Regions from separate parts of the Homo sapiens genome. Here region 2 is linked to region 1. Evidence: read pairs that join two places in POLR2A ChIA-PET (ENCODE). Cell type or tissue: MCF 10A. All regions are shown on one strand. Each heading gives the region's core, and the rest is flanking DNA. Links, peaks and the distances in the headings are about the cores only.

The links. ChIA-PET counts read pairs that join two places held together with the same protein. Peaks named below come from ENCODE experiments on the same cell type or tissue, not always from the same donor. Only the 100,000 strongest peaks of a DNase experiment are listed, where the experiment ranks them.
Region 2: POLR2A ChIA-PET joins it to region 1 with 6 read pairs; 1 of 35 experiments calls an interaction of 5 or more read pairs at or near these places.

What each region holds. Positions count from the first base shown.
Region 1 is chr4:52,836,507-52,839,418 of GRCh38, reverse strand. No RefSeq gene overlaps it. Among named protein-coding and RNA genes, the nearest start is that of RASL11B, 24 kb to the left of the region's middle. In MCF 10A, for the core only: no CTCF peak of the experiment used is centred there; DNase peaks (open chromatin) are centred at 1,008 and 1,518.
Region 2 is chr4:54,276,417-54,279,328 of GRCh38, reverse strand. It overlaps PDGFRA (platelet derived growth factor receptor alpha), which reads right to left. Exons shown (of 23, transcript NM_006206.6): 13 at 1,837-1,941; 14 at 1,323-1,433; 15 at 814-967. Among named protein-coding and RNA genes, the nearest start is that of PDGFRA, 49 kb to the right of the region's middle. RefSeq lists an enhancer at 650-1,173. In MCF 10A, for the core only: no CTCF peak of the experiment used is centred there; a DNase peak (open chromatin) is centred at 1,428.

The DNA of each region.
Region 1 (2,912 bases), core at 119-2,618:
TCAAAGCGCGATTTCAAGAGAATTGCATTGGTCCAGGAACTGATAGCATTTCCAGCAACCAAGTCTCAGAAGGCCCACGGAGCAAATAAAGAACATTTTAACGGTATTGTCAGGAGGATACAACTTGTCGAGGCAGATTTGCAAACAGGAAAGGGGGCAGAGACCGTTCTTGTCTAGACATCTGATTAGTGGGAAATTGTAGGATTATGAAGAGTGTGGATTTTTCTGGCTGACATTTCTGAGGAGGTCAGGCTTTCTGCACAAAGAGGTAAATGAGAGAAACATTTGTATCTGGTAGAAAATGCTGACTGGTCCTTATCCTCCCTTGGGCTCCAGAAGCAATTCCAGACCAAGAAAAGAGATTACTAGATTGAAACCTGCTGCCACTGCTTGGCACAATGGGCAGTTGCCTGGGAGGGTTTGGGCTTGAAGACAGAGGAGAACCGCAGCTGGAGGACACAGCTCCAGACATGTCTCTCCACTCCTGCCCCTGCTTCACGCCCTTTGATCTCCAGTCCCAATTTGCTTTCTGATCATGCTGCTAGCTGATCCCCTGGACTTGAGACCTCTGTTCTGCTTAAATAACAGCCCATCTTTTGTCCCCTCACCTCTGCCCCCACCCCTTCTCACCTGCCCCAGGGCACTTCAGAAACCTCAGTACTTTCAGGGTGGAAGTTACGGGGTGGGCAGACAAATAATTTCTGCATGGTGGCCATGAAGCCAGATGAAACTGGGAGTAGGTGTGGAATGATCCCATGGGCTCGGGCAATGGGTGGGACTGTGGAGGTAATGGGTGGGTTCCAAAAGGAAATGGGCTGAGAATCAGGAGACTTGAGGTTTTAGGATAGGTTTCTCATCTCAAAGGTGGAAAAATTAATAAAACTAGTGCTGCTCCGATCCCACCTGAGTTCTTTCTGCTCAGTGCTATTAGCCATTACTGCCTGCAGCCCTGGGCCACATTCTTTTGCCATGACCTAAGACAGGCAATGTCTGTGAGAAAGCCACAGCCCAGCTCCACGACAGGAACAGACATTGCAGCGAATGCAGTCATTGGGGTTAAAAAATACAGAGAGCAATTATATCAGTCTAGTCCCACTAGGAAAACAGAAACCACTCTGTATTTAAAACAGGGAATTGATTCAAGGGAATTTGTCACACTGGTGAGGGAAGAGACAAGCAGCCAAATGGGATGATGAGACCACCTGAAATAGGCAACAGAAGGAAGCTGCGGCTACCCCACAGCTTAAGGGACAAAGCGAGGAGATGGTGTAATCAGAGCCAAGGCAGGAGTCCCAGAAAGAAACCACAACCAAAGGACAGCCACCTCACCAGCAGCTGGGGCTGCTGGGGAGCAATGGGGAGGACACCATCCAACACAAGTAAGAAAAGGGAACAGAAGCATCTTGGCTTTTCTCCTTCTGCCCTGTCCTCCAGTCTCCAGTCAGACTGCCTCCAGTCAGTGCCTCTGCCTGGCTGAACCAAGCAGGAATTGCGCTGTCATGGAGCCTGGGAAACAGCCAGGGCATGGGCAAGTTGGGGCAAGTGAGACAGAGTAAGTGAGTTGGAGATTCTGTAGAATACTCTCCCAGCATCTGCTGCTTTTCCCTCTGCAACAACCAGAACTAAACCGCAAAACAAAATATTTGTGCCATTATTAGTTGAATGTCTTCTTCCCCTTGCCCTAGCCCTGCAAACTCAGCTCCATGAGGACAGGGATGGAGTCAGCTTTATTCCTTGTTATATCCCCAGCATCTAGCACAGTAAGAGGTCCTTGGTGGCTTCATTTACAATGTTGGTTACAAATAACTGAGTGAATGAATTGTTGTGTACTGTCCATCTTGCAAACAATTGATTCTTAGAGTAGGCTTGTGGGATTTTAGATATAGTGGAAGTAGCACTTAGACTCACCACAAGCTCTGAAAGGACTAGATCACCCAGCCCCTGGGATGGCACTCCTGAGAGCTCAACTGCATTCAACTTCAGCAAAAGATCTTAGAATGTAAATAGATGTAACTCCATTACCAGGAGTTACTGGTACTTAATACTACTCAATAACTATCACATTTTATAAACTGTAAAATGATGCTTTAATGTTAGAGATTATAGTAAAAAGTATTACTCTTTGCATGGGTAAGCCCACATTCTATATCTGCTTAAAATGGCAGTGAAGAATTTTAGAGTTTTTCCTTTTTAAGACCTGTTAACACTGGGGCACAGATAGAATTTCCAGGTGAGAATTTAAGCCATTTGGTCACAGGAAGAAAGAATGAAGGATAAGATGAGAAATTGTGTAGAGATAAATATTCAAATTGAGAAAAGAAAAGGCAGCATGGAGGAGCTTATACATTTCAGGAAAAGAGGAGCAAAGGTTGTGCAAGGAATGGAATGACCTAGAAACCACAGTTGCAGTGGATGCTGAGAGCTGTGTGATCAGAAATCAGTGAGAAGTGAATAAAGCAAATGCCAGTTAGGGCAAAAGCACCATTGAAACTTGACGGAAAGAGTTTTATTAAACCAGAAGGTGACTAACAAGTTGATGACCCTAACGAACAACCACAACAATAATAACTAACATCTGTTTATTGCTGACAATGTGCCATGTAGCCAGCTAATCCACCAATTCTCTGGACAACCATGTAAAGTAGATACTATTATTTTCCCATTTCACTTGCAGGAAACTAGAAGATATCTCTGTGTGTGTGTGTATGTGCGCACGCGCGTGCGTGCATGTGTGTGTCTGTGTGTGATTTTGTTTTGGTTTTGTAACATCTGCTCCCCATTCCTAACCATGCTCTGGATTCTTTTTGAGGAAAGTAGTAACTGGTTTCTAAGATGGCCACTGAACTTCACTTTCTGATATTCACGCTCTTGACAGTCCCCACCCACAATGAATGGGGCTGATCTGTGTAATC
Region 2 (2,912 bases), core at 99-2,598, 1.4 Mb before region 1:
ACAAATGTCAGCTGCCATGATGACTACTGTTCACTTGTTTTCAGAGCCAGTTCCCTGCACATCCTTAGCAGGAGCCCGCACATCCTGAAGAGCCACATCTAAGACAGTGGGGCTGTGCTCCCATGGACCTGTAAGTCCATTACACTTAAAGTTTGAAGAATTCACTACGTTAAGTCTGTCATTATTCTTTCTCAGTTTTTCAACTCACAAGCCTTGGTTGGAACTTGAGCCGTGTGGCCATGTGGCTTGGGCATACAATTCCTTCTACCCAATCAATTTAGCACCCATTTGGTGTCCACCAAGTAATTTATTATGAAGTGAATTCATTGTACTTTCTGATCTTACAGAATTTCTTACCTACAGAGTTCTTTATAGCCACTTGTAGATTTCTGCAGTAGGGATCACTATCATTGACGTCATTTATAGGTCCAGGTTCAGCAAGGACCTCGAGCTTGGAGATCCACAGACAGTTCTTGCAAGGTTCCAGAACTCAAGCATCCCTGGCCAGAGCTGCATTTTATAGGTCTAAGTGGATCACATGTAAATAGCAGAAGAGCTCCCAGAGTCATTCTAACTCACTCTCATTCAAACCTATCAGCAAGGCCTTCCCATGTGACACCCCAGTCCAAAACACCTTTAGACATCATGCATCTCTCTGCATGACCATGGAAAGACTGGACAGGGTGGTTTGACTCTAAGTCTTGCTACCTTGGGCACTGAATCTGCAGACATGATATCTATCAGGACATGGGTCTTTCCATTTGTGATGCCTGTAAGATAATGATAGACAGCAACATCTCTCTTTGCACCCACCTCCGTGTGCTTTCATCAGCAGGGTTCAATCCAAAGATATCCAGCTCTTTCTTTGGCTTCTCTGGGTGGTGGCTCAGGAAGCTATCCCTATTCTTATGCAAATAGTTGACCAAATCTCCATAGAAGCAATACTCTGTGATGATGTAAATGGGGCCTATGGGGACAAAAGCCGTTAGGAGATGGGTATGAAAATGAAGAACAGAAAAGCCATGAATTGTCCTGCAGACCATATGGCACAGAAAAAAATAAGATACCAAAAAAGTTTTTTTTTTTTTTTTTTTTTTTTTTTTTTAATAAAGAGCCATGAATGGCTATGACTGGACTGGCAACAGATTTTGCTCAAAAACCAATGAGCTTCCATCAATTCAAGGGACCAGTCAGCTCCATTCAAGGGACTTCTATTCCCTGCCATGTGTGGGGATGGAGAGTGGAGGATTTAAGCCTGATTGAACAGTTTTCACAACCACATGTGTCCAGTGAAAATCCTCACTCCAGGTCAGTGAGCCCACCTGACTTGGTGCAGGCTCCCAGCAAGTTTACAATGTTCAAATGTGGCCCCAGGTGAGTCATTATCTTCAGTTCAGACATGAGAGCTTGTTTTTCACTGGATCTGGCCGTGGCTGTTGAAAGAATAAATCACATATCAGTCCAGCTGAGCTACCAACTTCCTGTTCTCAGAAAAAAACCAAGAATATGACTAATCCTGTGATTGGATATCATTCTATTTACCAGAAGTCTAAAAGAAGCAGATAGCTACTTGGCCTCAGTGCTAATAACTAATTCCTGGTCTTTCTAGTAAAAAGAAGTCACTGGAAATAACAAGCTCTTAATTTTCCAACATACAGGCAGCAAGAGCAATCTAAATAAACCTAATCTAAATACACATAAAACCTGGAGTCAAAATAATCAGGACCTAGTCCTAAATGTCTTATTTACTAGCTGCATGATTTTGAGAAATTCCCTTAATATCCCCATGCTCAAAAAATCCCCGTGCTCAAAAAATCCCCAGGAAGGAGCACTTACGTTTTAGCATCTTCACTGCAACTTTCATGACAGGTTGGGACCGGCTTAATCCATAGGCTGTTCCTTCAACCACCTTCCCAAACGCTCCAGACCCCAAGACCCGACCTGTGGGCAGGCAGAATCATTAACACCCAAAAACTCCAGACGCCTCCTCAGCTTTCTGCACCGTAGCCAGCTCTCTGCGGGCGGACAGCTGGGCGAGTGTCTTTCCTGTTTGGAGTAATCATAATGACTCCTCCAAGTCATCGTGTCAAAAAAGGAATTGAGCCCACAGGGAAGGAAATTAGCATAATTGCTTTTGTCGAATAACACTTGCAAGGGAAAGAAAACACAGACGGGAGAAAGGAGGGTGCAGCCCTCCCTGGTGTGAGCGCGCTGTCTACCAGCTCCGTGCTGGGCCAGCCCCTGGGATCCTCTTGCCTTCGGGGCTCTCACCCACACCTCCTGGCTCTCTCCCCTTCTGTTTTCCATATGCAAACAGGGGCATCTTTTGTCTTAGTAAATTACTAGCCACTGGAAATACTTCAGTATTCAAAATATCACTGATTCTAAGGAGTGACTAAATAAAAACTTCAGGCTGGGCTCACTGCTCCCTATTTGTTAGGAAAGCCACTCTACCAAGAGCTAAACATGCCCGAGAGCACAGCAATTAGCTTCATGTTGGGAGGAGACATACGTAAAGACACTGAAGCTGTTGTCCCACCCTGAAAGAGCTCACCCTGAGAGAAACATTTCCCGGGGTGTCAGTCTCACCACGGATAGCCAAGCCAGGAAAAGACTTGGCTCATAAAAGACACTAACAGCCAACACTGCCTCTTACTGCACGTCTGTGTTACTGAAAATCGTACCTGGAAAGGTATTGCTTCACCAGCAATGCCTCTTGGTATAATGGGAATTATGCCCTTTTCCCCATATTTTACTACTTTTTAACTCCCTAAGCTCCTCATCCCTTGTTGGGAAATAGGCAGGAAAATAAAGAAAGCTTAGATATAAATATTTGAAATTGGGGGGCAGCTCTTATAACCGCCCCATGGATTCTCCTTGTCCGCTGCCTAGACAGAGCCGATTTACCAAGA